2 separate regions of the Homo sapiens genome follow, and region 1 is linked to region 2. The links are chromatin loops, found by intact Hi-C in ENCODE. Cell type or tissue: endothelial cell of umbilical vein. All regions are shown on one strand.

Region 1 (8,000 bases), 140 kb before region 2:
TTGAGAAATTAAATCTAAGACAATGTATTATTCATATTCATTCACTGGCAATGTTCCCCAAATTTTTCATTTTTGCAGACATACGATGGGCAGGTTTCAATTCTCTATTTTAATGAATTTTATTAGTACATATCTTCTTAAGCATGTCAAGTAGAAAAAATAATACAAGCACTGTATATAAGCACTTTATATCTGGTATATATAAAGCACTACAACTCAACTGTCAAAGACTTTCACGCAGCAAACAGCGTTGTGAGCTTTAGGAGTCAAACCTAAAGCAGATTCTGTGAGAATCTAGGTTGTAACCTTCTCCCAGCTCAAAGCACACAGAACACATGGACATTTCTGAACGTGAATGGTTCTTTACAGTGCTATAGAGCGCCTTCGTAAGTGTATCTCACTTACTCCTCGCACGACCAGGAACAGATCGGGTAGGAGAGTGAGTAAAGCCAGTGACCCGAAGTCACTCAACTCCTAAGCGACTGCCTCCCGCCTCCCAGGTCCAATGCCCTTTCCACTACACGTCGGTGGCGAGGCTGCCCAAAGGCTCTGCGCCCAGGGGTCCTGAGCTTGCGGAATGGACGGGGGCGGGCCTGATGGCTCAGGCTGCGACAGAGGAAAGCGGGGAAACACGAAGAGTTGGGCTGGTTGGTTGTGGTGGGACGCATTTGGCGCGGGGAAAAAGGCGGGGACCGACCACGACTCCCCCACCCGCACAAACGCACGCGCGCCAGCCCGGGACCCGGGGGTCGGCCCGGGTCAGAGGGCGCCGCCTGGGAGATGAGGCTGTGCTGGGATCCACCAGGAACTATAGCCCTGACACTCCGTACCCTTGATAATGAGGTGCGCTGAGCCCGCAGTCCCCAGGGAGTCCCTCTTCTTGCTGCCACCGCCCGGGGCGGCCTCACAACCCACAGGGGTCTCTGTCCCTCCGCCACTCATCCCGACCAGTTCCGCCCACCCGCGGCCACGCTGCGCCTGCGCAAACCCGGCCGCCCTCTTACAAGGCGCGCCCGGGTTTTTTTTGTGTGTGTGTCATTACAGGGCGCCGGAGAAATTTAATCTACCCAGCGGGCGGTTCCGGAAAGGCGCCTGCCGTGTAGTCAGGCTGTGAACTGGCAGAAGCTCTTGCCGCCATGCTGGATCAGGGCGGATGCTGCTAGAATAGGAAGGTGCTTGAACTTTGGAGCTAAACTCAGAGCCCTGGTTATTTGGCTCAAAGCTGGTGCATTCCAGTACAGTTGTCCTCCCATATCTGCTGAGAATACATTCCAAGACCCCCAGTAGATTCCTGAAACTGCATATAGTACTGAACCATGTATATACTATGTTTTTTCCTGTATATACATATGATAAAGTTTATAAATTAGGCACAGTAAGAGATGAACAATTAGAACAATTTAATAAAAGTTATGTGAATGTAGTCTCTCTCCCAAAATATCTTATTGTACCGTCCTGCGGGTAATGAAACCACAGAAAGTGAAACCTCAGATAAGGGGGGACTACTGTATAGCAAAGCCAATTAGCTGGGGGCTGTTTCCCTACTATGCCATGAGTGTGGCTGACTATTCCTGCCTTTCTTTTTAGACACCTGTTTCCTAGAATGCTTCTCTTGCTCCCTCTTTCTGTTCAAGTCAGTAAACTCACGTTGTATAATAAAGAATTTGACTGGACTTTGACTCTGGTTCCTGGGAGGTACCCTCAATCCTTAGAATTTCCCAAGTGATAGAAGTGTCTTTGTTATTCATGGTGGGCCTCTGGAAATACACCTGAGTTTATGCTAATGAGATGGCTCATGGAGGGCCCAAGATGATTTCAGAATGGAGGCTGGCCACACCAGAAGGGCCGGCCAACCATGAGGGCTTAGGCTTTGAGTCACATAAGCAGGCCCACCTCTGGGGAGCAGATTGGGGCTGGAGACTGAGTTCAGCCATGTGGCCAGTGATTTAACCAACTATGCCTACATAATGGAACCCCAGTGAGTACTCTGGATGTGGAAGCTCAGGTGAGCTTACTGGTCGATAATCATTCATCAAAGTGTCAGGAGGGGGAAGCGTTCCTGAGGACACGTAAGCTTCTATTTGGGAAATCTCCCACATCTCGCCCTATACATCTCTTCATTTGGCTGGTCCTGATATGTGTCCTTTATAATAAAACTGTAATAGCAAGGAAAGCACTTTCTTGAGTTCTATGAGTCATTCTGTGAAACCTGAGGGAGTAAAGCGAATAGCAATGAAACATCATGTGTAGAGAGAAGCTGCGTGGGTGAGAACTGAGGCACCCTAGCAGACAGTGCTCAGGCCCTGGGCATATGACAGAGACAGCTGGTCAGAAGTGCAGGTGGCCTGGGAACCCCAAAGCTTGTGGCAGGTGTCTGAAGGGGAGTCTTGAGGAGGACCATGCTTTGACCTCTGAAGTCTGTGCTAACTTCGGATAGCACTGCAGTTTAACAAACACTTACATGGCACTTGCTACATGCCAGGTAATACTGTAAGTGGTCTACAAATTTGCATTCATTTAATCCTCATGGCCGGCCTTTGAAGTAGTTATTATTAATGTCCTCATTTACAGACGAGGAGGCTGAGGCACAGAGAGGTTAAATGACTGCCTGACTTGTATGTGGCAGAAACAACTGCCTCTGTGTCTCTGTGTATGTGTTTAAGCATAGGTGGTGGGTGAAGAGAGAGTGGGGAAGGGAGATTTGGAGAGAAGGGAGAGAGAAGCCATATTAACTTTAACAGGCCACATGGGCTTTTCATTTTTTCATTCAAAAACATTTAACAAATACGTTATTGAGCAGCTGCTACGTGCCCAGCATAGTGCTAGGAGCTAAGACACAGTGGTGAACAAGACTAATGCAGCCTTTTCCTTTCCTCATGCAGCCTGCAGGGGAGCCAACACTGAATAAGTACACAATTACTTTTCTGCAAGTCTGTTGCTTGTAGCCTGTGAATATGTGTTCTAGCCATTTGATTATACACTATTAAGTTGTATTGTTCTCTGGGATGGTGAGGTCCAGCATATGCCTCTGTTCTCTCTCCGCTTTTATATAAATCTTTACACTGCGGCTCAGACAGCTAGGAGACTGAGAAGCAACATTGGCAGTGCCATTTCGCCTGGCACATTCAGCTGCTATGAGTGTGTCCTTGGTCTTTGACCCATGAAATCTCAAGAGTTTTGAGGCTAAAATGGGACTCTTATCCTTTCCCTGAAGGTCTTGTATTGTCTCTTATTGTCTCTGGATTGACAAGACTTTCCCTGTATTTTTAAATGAAATTTTTATTGAGGTATTTGTAGCTTCTCATGCAGTTGTAAGAAATAATAGAGTTTCCTTTTACACTTTGCCTAGTTTCCCCCAGTGGTAACATTTTGCAAATGCTAATGTTACAACCAGGATATTGACATTGATACAATCCACCAATGTTATTCAGATTTCACCAGTTTTCCTTGTATTCATTGTGTGTGTATATGTTTAAGTTTATGCAATTTTATTACATGTAGATTTATGCATCTATCATCACAGTCAGCATACTGACCAGTTCTGATGCCATAAGGATCTCGTTAAGGTTCCTGTTTATAACCACATTTACCTTCCTCCCTGTCCCCACCCTGACTTCTGGCAACCTATCATCTGTCCTCTATTTCTAAAAACTTTTTCACCTCAAAAATATTATAGAAATGAAATCATACATTAAGTACCTTTATGTTTTTAAGAATAGCTGTACTCACATCATAACCTCTATACAAGATTGGAGAATCAATATCATATACAAATATAAGCATGGGATTGTAAAGGGATTTTTCCAATTACTGTGCTTTTTGAGACTCAAGACATCTAAATCATGGAGATATTGTCAATTTAGTAGAAGTAAAGTTCTGACTTTGGGGGAAATTTTTTGCTGTAATCCCATGTTGAATCTTTTGAAAATTAAAAAATAAATGAGTTATTACATGTATACCAAGAATAAAATTATAATTTATTCCTTAGTATAAGCCCATCAAGGGGAACCATAATTGGCACAGGGTGGGAGATAGAGGGACTCCTAAGTTTATTTTGTGTTCTATCACATCCACTCCATGAGATTTCCTCTGCAACATCTTTTATTGACATTATTTCTTATTTTTGTTTGTCTAACCTATTTTAGAAATGGGTTAAAAAATTAAAAAATGCAAAAACTGATTAAAGCAAAGGAGGAGAAAAGAGTAGGTGGTCTTGCTGGGCGTGGTGGCTCATGCCTGTAATCCCAGCACTTTGGGAGGCTGAGACGGGCGGATCGCCTGAGGTCGGGAGTTCGAGACCAGCCTGACCAACATGGAGAAACCCCGTCTCTACTAAAAATACAAAATTAGCTGGGCATGGTGGCACATGCCTGTAATCCCAGCTACTTGGGAGGCTGAGGCAGGAGAATCGCTTGAACCCGGGAGGCGGAGGTTGCGGTGACATGAGATTGCACCATTGCTCTCCAGCCTGGACAATAAGAGCGAAACTGTCTCAAAACAAAAACAAAAAAAGAGTAGGTGGTCTTTTGGGTGAGGTACTAAATATTACTGTGTAGCAATCTCATAACATTTTGGAAATGCGGCCGGGTGCGGTGGCTCACACCTGTAATCCCAGCACTTTGGGAGGCTGAGGTGGGTGGATCACCTGAGATCAGGAGTTCAAGACCAGCCTGACCAACATGGTGAAACCCCATCTCTACTAAAAATACAAAAAATTTTAGTATTAGCACCGGGTGTGGTGGCAAACACCTGTAATCCCAGCTATTTGGGAGGCTGAGGCAGGAGAATCACTTGAACCTGGGAGGCGGAGGTTGCAGTGAGCTAAGATTGCACCATTGCACTCCAGCCTGAGCAACAGAGCAAGACTCTATCTCAAAAAAAAAAAAAAAGTTTTGGAAATGCTTAGGGCACACTGGACATGAAAGCCAGTTTAGTGTGAAGTAGCACACTTTGTATTAGCATTAGCGGTCTTCTAGGCTGAAGCAATTTTATAATCCAGTGCTGAATCTTCCTGTACCAAATGCTGCTAGTTCCCCCTAGAGAAGCTTCTGGTGTAGCTCCATCATTTGGAGAACACGCAGGGCTTACTGCAAGAGCCACTAGAAAGTAACTGCTCCGGTGACAAAGCCAACCCATTGGAACACAGAATGCATTCCATCCACCACCCTGGGCACACCTTCATTAAACTGGACTCAGCTGTGCAAAAAGACAAAAGCATGAGTTGTTGTGTGCATGCAGCTAGCTCTACGTATGCCTGTCACCTAAGCTTTGGACACGTGTAGTACAGTGGTTCTCATGGTATGGTCATCACAGCAGCAGTATTAGACTCCTCCTGAATCAGAAACTCAAATTGGATCCCAGAAATCTGTGGTTTGAGAAGCCCCAGGTGATTCCCACGCATGCTAAGTCTGCGAACCAGTGCTTTATTGCAATGTCTATTACCTGTTTCCTCAGCATCTGATAATGAGAGTCAATGATAGAGTTCTTTTATCCAAGTGACAGGGTTCAAACCAAATGGTGAAAATGGTCAGGAACTGGAAACTTCATGAGGTCAAAGAGTTTAAAACTTCTAAGGGTTTTTATGACAAGGTATGTGTGTTGCAGAAGGTCAGGAAAAATGGGGATGGGGGAGAAGGAGAACTTACATTACATGAACAGACTAGTTTATCGACTGCACCAAAGAAGCTTTGGAATTTGTAATCAGGTGGCTGGAAGTTTCTCATCTTGCTCAAAGCAAGCCTGTGGCCTTATTGTTTAGAGCTATGCCTTGTCAAATTGGTCGTATGGCTACTGTATTTCAAGCTTAACTTGGACAGACAGGCCTGCGAGGCACAAATTTCTCAAGCAGATGAAGGTGGGGAGAACAAAAATTATCCACTGCAAGACTTCGAGGACAGATGACACCCAGCAGGAATGGCAAGCCAAATCTGCAGGAGCCATAATACAATTGGCTAGCCCTAGGGACCTGGCCTCTTTGAAGTGGAAGAGACAGCACGAATGAGCCATTAAATTAACTCACTGTGCTGGAAAAGATGCAATGCTTTCATTACCCCCAAAGAAACAAAAGTTTAAAAGATTAAAATATTCCTAAAGGAATCATGATAATGGAAGCAGAAATCCTTGAGATAACAGCAAAAAAATGGCCAGCATCTCAAATTCTCCTGCCTTCCTGCCTACCTTCTTTTGGCCTCCCTTCCTTAAGTGAAAGATGAGTTTTGCTAGATTAGGTAGCAGTTGGAATTAGTTTTATTTGCTAGCAGTATTGGGAATAAAGGCAAAGCCTGCAGGAATGTGGGCGCCAGCAACAAGTAATCATTATTGCAGAATCAAATTCCTCATCTCATCTCTGATATGCCTCTGTGTAACCCTAGAGCTGGGCTTCACGGTGTTATAAATCCAGCATACAAGACACAGAGCAGTGGGATGTGGAGCCCCTTGTGTATCTAAAAGCTCTGCCCAGCAAGAGAGATATATGACGGTAACTTTCTCCCCATTGCTTTTGCAATAAAATTCACCCAGTGCTCCAGGAAGAGTTAGGAATGTAATTCCACTTCAATAAATCAAGACTAAAATTAAGATGGCCAGATATGTAGCAGCCTGCTCAGGTGTATGGAGAATTTGAAATTTAGTGCCCTGGTAATGGGCAGTAGCAGATTATCTAATTATACAGAGAAAGAAGAAATACTGCTCTCTGGGGTAAAAAGCTAAATGCTCTAATCCATTAAACTACCACAGCCCTGCCAAAGCTAGATTCATATTAAAGTTCATGCAACATCTGACTTTTTAAAAAGGAATTAAGTCAAATGTTAGAAAAAAATATAAATGAAAAAGCTGTAGTTCACAATAATTCTAATTTGACCACTTGTCAAATAGTGTATTTTATCTTTGGGTGTGATGTACATGTACCTGATTATAATAGAGCTCTATTCCGTCGTAACAATATAACCGCTTAAATTTTTATCAACATATCTTGAAGCTATTCTGGGCAGACTTGCTATTCTGAATGGAATTTCAGCAGGGCTCTCATGAATTACATTTTTTTTTTTTTGAGTCGGAGTTTTGCTCTTGTTCCCCAGGCTGGAGTGCAGTGGTGCGATCTCGGCTCACTGCAACCTCTGCCTCCTGGGTTCAAGCGATTCTCCTGCCTCAGCCTCCCGAATAGCTGGGATTACACACATGCACCACCACACCTGGCTAATTTTGTATTTTTGCTAGAGACAAGGTTTCTTCACGTTGATCAGGCTGGTTGTGAACTCCCGACCTCAGGTGCTCTGCCCACTTTGGCTTCCTGAAGTGCTGGGATTACAGGCGTGAGCCACCGCGCCTGGCCACGAATTACATTTTTAAGGGGGCACTGACAGTATGATGCGCTGGCAGTGGATGATCGTTCACATTCATTCCACTCCTCCCTTCCTGCCTTCTTCATCCCTGTGGGAGATCTAATGTGCCTATTACTGACTGTGGTTAACCGTGGGCTCAGGTATAATTGGGTGGGGTAAGTGGGAGTTTACCAGTACTGCTAGCAAATAAACTACTACATATCTGGCCATCTTAATTTTAGGTGTAACTGGGAGTAACCATGAGAATTCCTATATATCTGCTAAAAGCCTTAGTGAATAATCTTTTTGCTGAACTGGGGGTGGGAGATGGGGTGTTTAACTGGGAAGTCGGGTCATGGATGGATGATTATGTCATTCTTGGAGCTATGTCACCTTTTCTACCATATTGTGATAGTCATTGCTTGGGAAGAGACTCACAACTGCAGAACTACACAAAATACTTCATGATCTCTTGGATGCTTGGGTATAAGCATGGCTGTGGTTGTTTGACATTGTTCCCATTCTATAATTTCTATTTGTTTTAAAACTCGTTTTTATTCTAATTAATGAAAAAGCTCACAGACGTTTGACTGAAGAGTGATTCTTCCCTACTTGGAATTTTTGGTCTGTTCCTAAAAGTTTCACATGGAATAGGGACATGTGTCTAATCAGGGGAGTTGA
Region 2 (8,000 bases):
AGCATATAGATTAGTTCTGGGGGGCAGGGAGGAGAGGTGGGTTAAGAACTTTAAAATCATGTATCGTTAGGCTGCACAAAGAGTGGCATGCAGAAATCTTCGGGCCCTGGTCGACCTAACCCTGTGTGTACATCAGCGGATCTGATGGGTGTCAGCTGATCATTTCTAGGGGAACAAAGGCAACTCAGTTCTGATTGTAGCTACGAATGGGGCAGTGTAAGAAGTGGCGGAGCTGTTGGTGGATTTTAAGACCTTCATCAGCTTTTCGTTCTTGGACAGAGAATCCCTGATTTGGTTAGTAAGAACTCCCTATAATTAATTGGAGTCACTAAGTTCACATTTTGCATTTGGTCCAAGAAATGAAAATGGTTAAATTTTTGCTGATGGGATAAAAAAGAGTATAATCTAGAATTGAGACTTTTAAAAAGAGTGTGGCAAAAGATAGTATGCAAAAAGGAGATTAATTTCCTACCTTCCATCAGAAGAATATAAAAATAGATTTATTGAAAAATAAACATTTATAGGACCTCCTTTATCTTTCTAAGATCTCCAACAGTGCAGGAGACTGGTTTAGAAACAGTCAATCCGTCAGTTGGTCAAGTGTTTATTGATCATCTACTATGTGTACAACACTATGAATGGTACAAAATATAGGATATGGAACTAATCACCAAAGTTCTCAAATACAATCCTTTAAAGAAATGGCACAGAGGCTCCCTATTGGCTGCTGTGGAAGAGTTCAGAAGAGAGGGAGAACTTTGTGGACTAGACTAGAGTGGTCAAGAAAAGTTCAACAGGATTTAGGAGCTTTCTTGACTACAAAGGGTAAGTGGGGTGTGAACGGGCATTCATGAGGATATTCCAAGCCAGGGTGATGGACCACAGGACTCAAAGGTCAAGGACATTGTGAAATGGATGGCTTAATGAGGAGAACAGCCTGACAGAACAGAGGGTCTACGTGGAGGTGATGGAAGTGTGTATGAAACAAAGGTATGAGACTAAGGCAAATGTCTTAACCTCTTTCAATCTCAGTTATCTATTTCATTCAAATGGATTTAACAATAACTTCCTTGAAAAATGATCATGTAATAAATGAGATCAATTATTTTTCTATATGCAACTTCTGGCATACAGTAAGCACACAGCCTTTGCTAATTAATTAGTTAAATGTGATATTGCTTAATTGAGTTAGATTTAAAACCACTTAGGGTCAGCTCGGGGCCCAGTGTTAAGCATGCAACTTTGTCTGTGGCAAATACTATCGCTCAAATTAGCAACAAATAAAACATGTTTTTAAAAAAACACAATTCCTCTGAAGAAAATAACACCCCAAATCCTTTTTGGGATCACCTTTTCAGCTACCCTGGTTGGGGGCAGGCTCCGATTGGGATGTAGGAGAAACTGCTTCAGGAAAACAGAAAAATAAAGGATGTGGATGTGGATGGGTGAACTGGGAAGACTGATGAGCTGGAAGGAGTTGCACTGAGATTTATTTTCCCACAGTGACTTGAAAGGATAAAAAGCAGAAGAATACGGCTGCGGAGCCTGACAGGTCTACCTGACTACCAAGGAGGTCGGGTCAGCATGGCCGCTTTGATTACTGGAGACACTACACATTTCATGGTACATTAGGTAGATTCTAAAGCCTAATCTGGTCCCATGAATGGTCAAGGTATGGATTGTTCGATGGGGGATGGGCACGAGACAGCCATGTGCAAATGTGTAATTGAGCACGACGTCCTGGGTCTCAGCCCAGCATCATCCACCATTCATGGAAGGAAGGTCCCATCAACTATGCACTCCCTGGACCCCAAAAAGTCATCCAGGTGTATTCTTTCATATCTCCCCCACCCCCAGATTCTCCAAATGCTGTGAGAGGCAGGAAAAGAAAAGTACAAGGTCTTCAATCTTGGAGAAAATTTCCTGACACACAGTAGGTGCTCAATAAATATTTGTGAAGAACTGTTTGTTGAAAAAAAAATCTTCCCTTTTACTCAGTTTGAATCCTCAGGTCCCATAGCTTTTATTGGCCTGTATTGATTTTTCTTACCTATTTTCGAATGTTTAGTACTGGTATCACAGTTATTTTTTCATCCCATGAAAGTCTTCTCCTTGTTGGATTTTGAGCGGCTGCAGGAACTTTTGTTCTTGTTTCCTCTGCAGTGTCCAGTTCTGTGCTTTGCTTAGTGCCTGTATGTGCTGAATAGTGACCGGGCAGCTGTGATCCAGTAGGATGGGCACTAGGTTAGGAATAAGAAAATGTCAGTCTGTCTGTGCTCCGACAGGCAGCATGAGAGTGAATAAGCCATCATCTCTCTGAACCTCAGTTGGGTCACATGTAAAATACGGATAATAATTCACATCTTATCTATAGAAGAGGATTAAACAGTGTATTTGTAAAGATTAAATATATCACTGTACACTAAAGTATTTCAGCAATGACTTTTGCATTTGGCTGTGATTGTACCACCCATGCATTATCATTTTTGTACTGGAGGCCTTCCCATTCTGAGGGGAGATGGATCCTCAAAAGCATTAGTGGGATAGAGGTGAGCTGATACTGGTCTCTTATTTGCTTGCAGCTGAAATCAGGCTAGGCCAAAGCCAGGAGGGCTTGTCTCCCCTTCTGATATTGTGTGACAGGTGACACTGTTGGTTTAAGAACAGACAGCCTTGAGCATAGAAAGCAAGAAATGTATGTTTATGAACCTGCTCCCCGACCTCCTTCCCCTAAATAAGAATTGATGCTGGGAACAGAGAAAAAGATAGAAAAGACTATCCTGTGATTAGACAGACAAACCCATCAAGCTAATCAAATCTCATCAAACGCAAAGTTCTAGGGCATGAGATTCCATGGAAGAGAGTTCCCAGGACCACCAAACTTTACCTAGAGCTTTTCCTAACTCTCTTCCAAGGAATCGCATGCCATGAGGCACATCACTGTGATGGGGAGGGTGTGGTTGAAAATGTCCACTTTGCTCAGTTCCTACTGAGCCAATTTCCAATGATAATGCGGTAGTCTGGTCCAGACCTTTTTTTGTTTGTTTGTTTTTTGAAGCAGAGTCTCACTCTGTCGCCCAGGCTCAAGGGCAGTGGTGTGATCTCAGCTCACTGCAACCTCTGCCTCCTAGGTTCAAGCAATTCTCTTGCCCCAGCCTCCCTCCCGAGTAGCTGGGATTACAGGCACCTGCCACCATGCCCGGCTAATTTTTTGTATTTTTAGTAGAGATGGGGTTTCACCATGTTGGCTGGTCTCGAACTCCTGACCTCAAGTGAACTGCTCTCCTCAGCCTCCTTACTGTGTCTTTATTTCCCTCCTACTGCGTGTTTCACTAGAGAGTCCTCAAGCCGTTGCTGATCCACCATCACCCAACCCACCACAAGTCAGGATATTTTCCCCCTGCTTACTTCATCTCCTTGGCAGCATTGTTAATAAGTGGTTACATTTAGTATCTGATAAAGAGAGGAGGACAAACTGTTCTTTAAAAGGGACTCAATAATATATTTTCACTGCAGTATTATAAGCAGCTCAAATAATACACGAGTACCCAGAGTAAGATTGGCAGGTCGTATTTCACATATCTCAATTCAGTCTCCCGTCTCCGAGCTGCCATCAGTTTGGGAAGACACCCTTCTAACAACATTTCTGTGCATTCCTGTACCTCTCTGCTAGTATCTAATGATGCATATTAATGAGAGTGTATTGGATGCTGATCTCTTTTGATTCTCCCATCAATCCACTTTTTAGACACTGCAGGTGTCTCTCCTTCGTTTCACAGAGGTCAATAACCTGGCCAACATGTCAGAGTTAGCCGGATTCCAAGTCTGTCTTATTTCCAAGCTTAAGAGCTTAAGTTCTAGGTACTTCTTTAGTTACTCTGATACTTCTTACCTAGCAGCTGATTTAGGAATGATGTAGGCTGATCACAAAATAATTGTTTTAAAAGACAGAAAAATTGGATGATGCCAGATAAGATCCAGAGAAAGCCATTTTGATTTTGGATTTTTAGTCCCATTAGGACTAACTTATATGGTGTGTTAGACTCAATCTTGGATAGAGAAGAAAGGAAATTTTGCATGGTAGGTTCTGATGTTGATGGTTGAGTTCAGGACTTACGGCATGGCCCATAGGTGAAAGAATAATTCAGACCTTCCAGCACTGGGAGTCTGCATTTAAATTCTATAAGGAAGTAAAAACATGTTAAAAGTTAAAGCCGAAACATGAACATAAACCATAAACATCAAAAGACAAAAGGCTTAGGGTTGGAAAGCTGACAAGCTGTGAGAAGGCAGAATGGGAATGGTTGGGGGCTGGGCTCTTGGAGCTCCTTGGGCCTTCACTGGGGGTCCCATCTACGCCCAATGCTTAATTTTAGTGGTAACAGAATTCCAGTAAGGATACAAGTCTGGTTTTAACTTGTGCCCACACCGTTAAAAACTATTGCTTGTCAGAAGAGAGAAGAGAGCTCAGGGTAAGGCCTTTCCCTTGGTGTTGGTGAAAACTACCCCTCCCCTATGGGAACTGTGGGTTTAACCCAGCTGCCTCATCAACATACATTTTACGGATTCCCAAATGGGGCACAGATGAGGTGGAGGTAGGAGATGTTTGCAGAGTGACAATGATGATTATGGCCATTTTATAACTTGTAGCAATCACAATTTATTTTATTCAAATAATAATGTAATTATTGGTTTAATTATGCCTTTAAATAAATTAAATATTTTTAGTTTTTCATTTTGTAAAGTTTATGTATTTATTTTTTGAGACAGGGTCTCATTCCCGTTGCCCAGGATGGAGTGCAGGGGCACGATCATGCCTCACTCCAGCCTCGACCTTCTGGACTCAAGCAATTCTCCCACCTCAGCCTCCCAAGTAACTGGGACCACAGTTACATTCCACCATACCTGGCTAATTTTTTGTATGTTTAGTAGAGATGAGGTTTCTCCATATTGCCCAGGCTGGTGTTGAACTTCTGGACTCAAGCGATCCGCCCACCTCGGCCTCCCAAAGTGTGGGATTACAGGTATGAGGCACTGTGCTGGGCCAGAAATTAAATTTATTTTACATTTGAAAGGTCTAGCCTAGGGTCCATCAGTCAGAGGTTTGGGGAAGAAATCTGGCTTTATTTTTTTCTTCCATTTTCACGTAGATAATTCTATTTAACATTAAGCATATTATGACTTTCATTATAATTTAATTTCCCCACAGCAGATACCTCCCTACTTAGCATGAATGTTTGAGGTTTCCAAACAATATGGCATCTTGATGGGTTATCCTGATAAGTTCTGAAGAACTCTCCTTACTCTAAGTCTTAGCTCTGTTCCTGAGAGCAGTAGCCTCATGGCCTTCAATCCTGGATGCATTTTAAAATCATCTGGACAGCTTGATTCACTGGTTTGGAGTAGAGACTGGGAGTAAGTATTTTTCAAATGCTCCCCAGAAGAGTATAATTGTAGCTAGAGCTAAGAAACAGATTGTTAGATAAGTAGAAATTCTTGAGCCGTATTATTAATATGCAGTGGTGTTTAAAGGAATATGGCAATGGCCTTTTTGTGATGCAAATAGCCTGTCTCCAGCATTCTAATTTTTTTATTTGGAAGTCTGAATATGTACACAGTAATGTATTGCTTAATGATGGGGGTATGTCTCAAGAAGTGCATTGTTAGGTGATTTCATGGTTGTGTGAACATCACAGAGTGTACTTACACAAATCTAGGTGGTACAGCCTGCTACATACCTAGGCTATATGGCATAGCCTGTTGTTCCTAGACTGCAAACCTATACAGCATGTTACATTACTGAATTCTGTAGGCAATTGGAACACAATGGCACATATTTGCATGTCTAAAAATCGAAAAGCTACAGTAAGAATATGTATTATAATCTTTCAAGGACCTCTGTTGGATATGCAGTCCATTGTTGATAGGAACGTTGTGATGTGCATGACTGTATCTAATATTGCATGCAAGTGTCTGTGTGAATAATACGTAATGAGACAACTGCACAGGCTTCATTACATAAGAAACTTCCTTTAGTCCACTTAGAAGATATCTGACCCCAGCACTGACAGTAAGTCTTCATTTATACCCACTAAGGGCCCTATAATCTTGCAAAAGTTATCACATAATATTTATTTATATTGACATTTAATACACAAGTGAGAAACATCTACAAATTCCATGAGTTTTCAGAAGTGTTATTTTCCTATCATAGTACTTTTGGTGGCATCTTTTTTTTTTTTAACTTTTTCTTATGGGCATTGTAAAAATGCATAGGAAAGTAGAGAAAATGGTATACTCAGTCCCCATTTTCTAAACATCCAGCTTCAACAGTGATCAACATTTTGCCCATCTGGTGTTTTGTCTTTTCTTCTTCCTTTACCTTCCCACAGAGACAAACGTAACTTTATAATTCTTTCACTTTCTTTGAAAAAATCTTAATAATTGTTTAATATTACACTGCAAACAACCCTCACTCATCTCTTGATTGAAGAGGCAGGCTGTAATTCCATCTCTGGTTTGCAAGGTTTCCTTCTAAACCTAAACCCTTAAGCTATGTTCTTGCAGACTGGGACATTAGCAAGATCTCTCGATTGAATTACAGAATTGCATTCCACCAAGGATTCAGTTTTGTAGAGTACTTAACATTGAACTACATGACGAGGCACAGGAGTAATGGGTCTTTTCAGTAATACCATCTTTTTTTTCCCTTCCGTAAATCAAAGGCAGTATTAAAAGACCTTCAGCTCTTCAGCATGAATGGAGTTAAAAGTATACAGGGGCTGGAAATAGCCCCCAAATGAAGGCAATTCTGTCATCTCCTGAAGGCTTATTCTTTTACCCATAGTTGTTAATATGAATAATTGAAGAATCTGAGAGCTTTTCTGTGATTTGAAACTTTTTGGGTGTATAGATTCCATAGTTTCCATTGCCCTGGAAGCTGAAACAGAAGAAATTACCTGACTTGTTTCTGCTTTCTGCCGGTGACCCATTTTGGGGCTCTGATGCAATCCCCAGGCAGCGGGGTGCTTTGCCTTCCAACTTTGAGGCTGAGAGTTTAGAGGTCACTACTGGCTCTGAGACAGCCTGGACTTTCTTCTGGGTTTGACTCTGGCAATACAATAAAGAGACCACTGTAGAGAATTTCCCATCCTCAGGAAGGTCCAAGTACAACACTCTTGAACCTGAGCAAACTTGTTCTCCATCTGGGAGCTCAAACCAGGAGGCTGTGTATACTTCTCACTCAGATTCAGTTAACCTCAAGATTTTGCCACAGTAGTTCTGAGCCTTCGAGTCTCAGCCCTCTTTTGTCTTCTGTGACTTCGAGGAGAATATGAATTTTCTGGATGATTTTGCAAAACAATACTTAATTTTATTTTTTAAAAATGTTGTCTGCAAATGTGGAAGCAAAGAGGAATTAGGAAAAGAGAGAAAGCTGTAAAAATTTGGGAACCCAAATTCCACCAATTTTGGGGGGACAGGTAATGGAACTGTTTTATATCCCAATTTTGGTGGTGGTTACACAAATCTATCTGTGTATTAAAATTCATAGACCTGTGTACCCAAAGAGAACAAAGAGAATTTTACTGTTACGATAATTTTTAAAAGAAAATAAATTGTTAATCAGGGGGAAAATAAAACACCCAATCCTGCTCATGTTTGGAAGTAAAGAAAATTCCTGAAAGGGAAATAGTACCTTGGGATTATCAATTATTTCAAAAGTTGTTTAAATTTTTGTTGAAGATTTTTTATTTTTACTTATTGTGTAGATGATATTGTACTGACTGAAATTTTAGAAGTCACCAAGAATCATGTATCCACAGTAAATCATTTGTTTACATTTATTTTTTATTATTTTATTTTATTACAGACAGGGTCTTGCTTTGTTGCCTAGGCTGGAGTGCAGTGGTGTGATCATAGCTCCCTGCAGCCTGGACCCCCTGGGCTCAGGTGATCCGCTCTCTCTCTCTTTCTTTTTTGTAGAGATTAGGTCTTGCTAT

What was found. Hi-C counts contacts between places; a loop is a spot of excess contacts. Peaks named below come from ENCODE experiments on the same cell type or tissue, not always from the same donor. Only the 100,000 strongest peaks of a DNase experiment are listed, where the experiment ranks them.
Region 1: it touches region 2 in a loop (22-fold over the local background); 11 of 110 quality-filtered maps call a loop at or near these places.

The regions. Positions count from the first base shown.
Region 1 is chr6:8,063,435-8,071,434 of GRCh38, forward strand. It overlaps BLOC1S5 (biogenesis of lysosomal organelles complex 1 subunit 5), which reads right to left and starts at 955. Exons shown (of 5, transcript NM_201280.3): 1 at 831-955. The coding sequence starts at 942. It overlaps BLOC1S5-TXNDC5 (BLOC1S5-TXNDC5 readthrough (NMD candidate)), which reads right to left and starts at 980. Exons shown (of 13, transcript NR_037616.1): 1 at 831-980. The region is part of intron 3 of EEF1E1-BLOC1S5 (EEF1E1-BLOC1S5 readthrough (NMD candidate)); the gene reads right to left. RefSeq lists enhancers at 163-789, 399-588, 2,279-2,378, 2,389-2,538. In endothelial cell of umbilical vein, no CTCF peak of the experiment used is centred here; DNase peaks (open chromatin) are centred at 467 and 1,057; H3K4me3 peaks cover 935 bases; H3K27ac peaks cover 1,647 bases.
Region 2 is chr6:8,207,608-8,215,607 of GRCh38, forward strand. The region is part of intron 2 of LOC105374910 (a long non-coding RNA gene); the gene reads left to right. Among named protein-coding and RNA genes, the nearest start is that of EEF1E1-BLOC1S5, 110 kb to the left of the region's middle. In endothelial cell of umbilical vein, no CTCF peak of the experiment used is centred here; no DNase peak of the experiment used is centred here; H3K27me3 peaks cover 458 bases.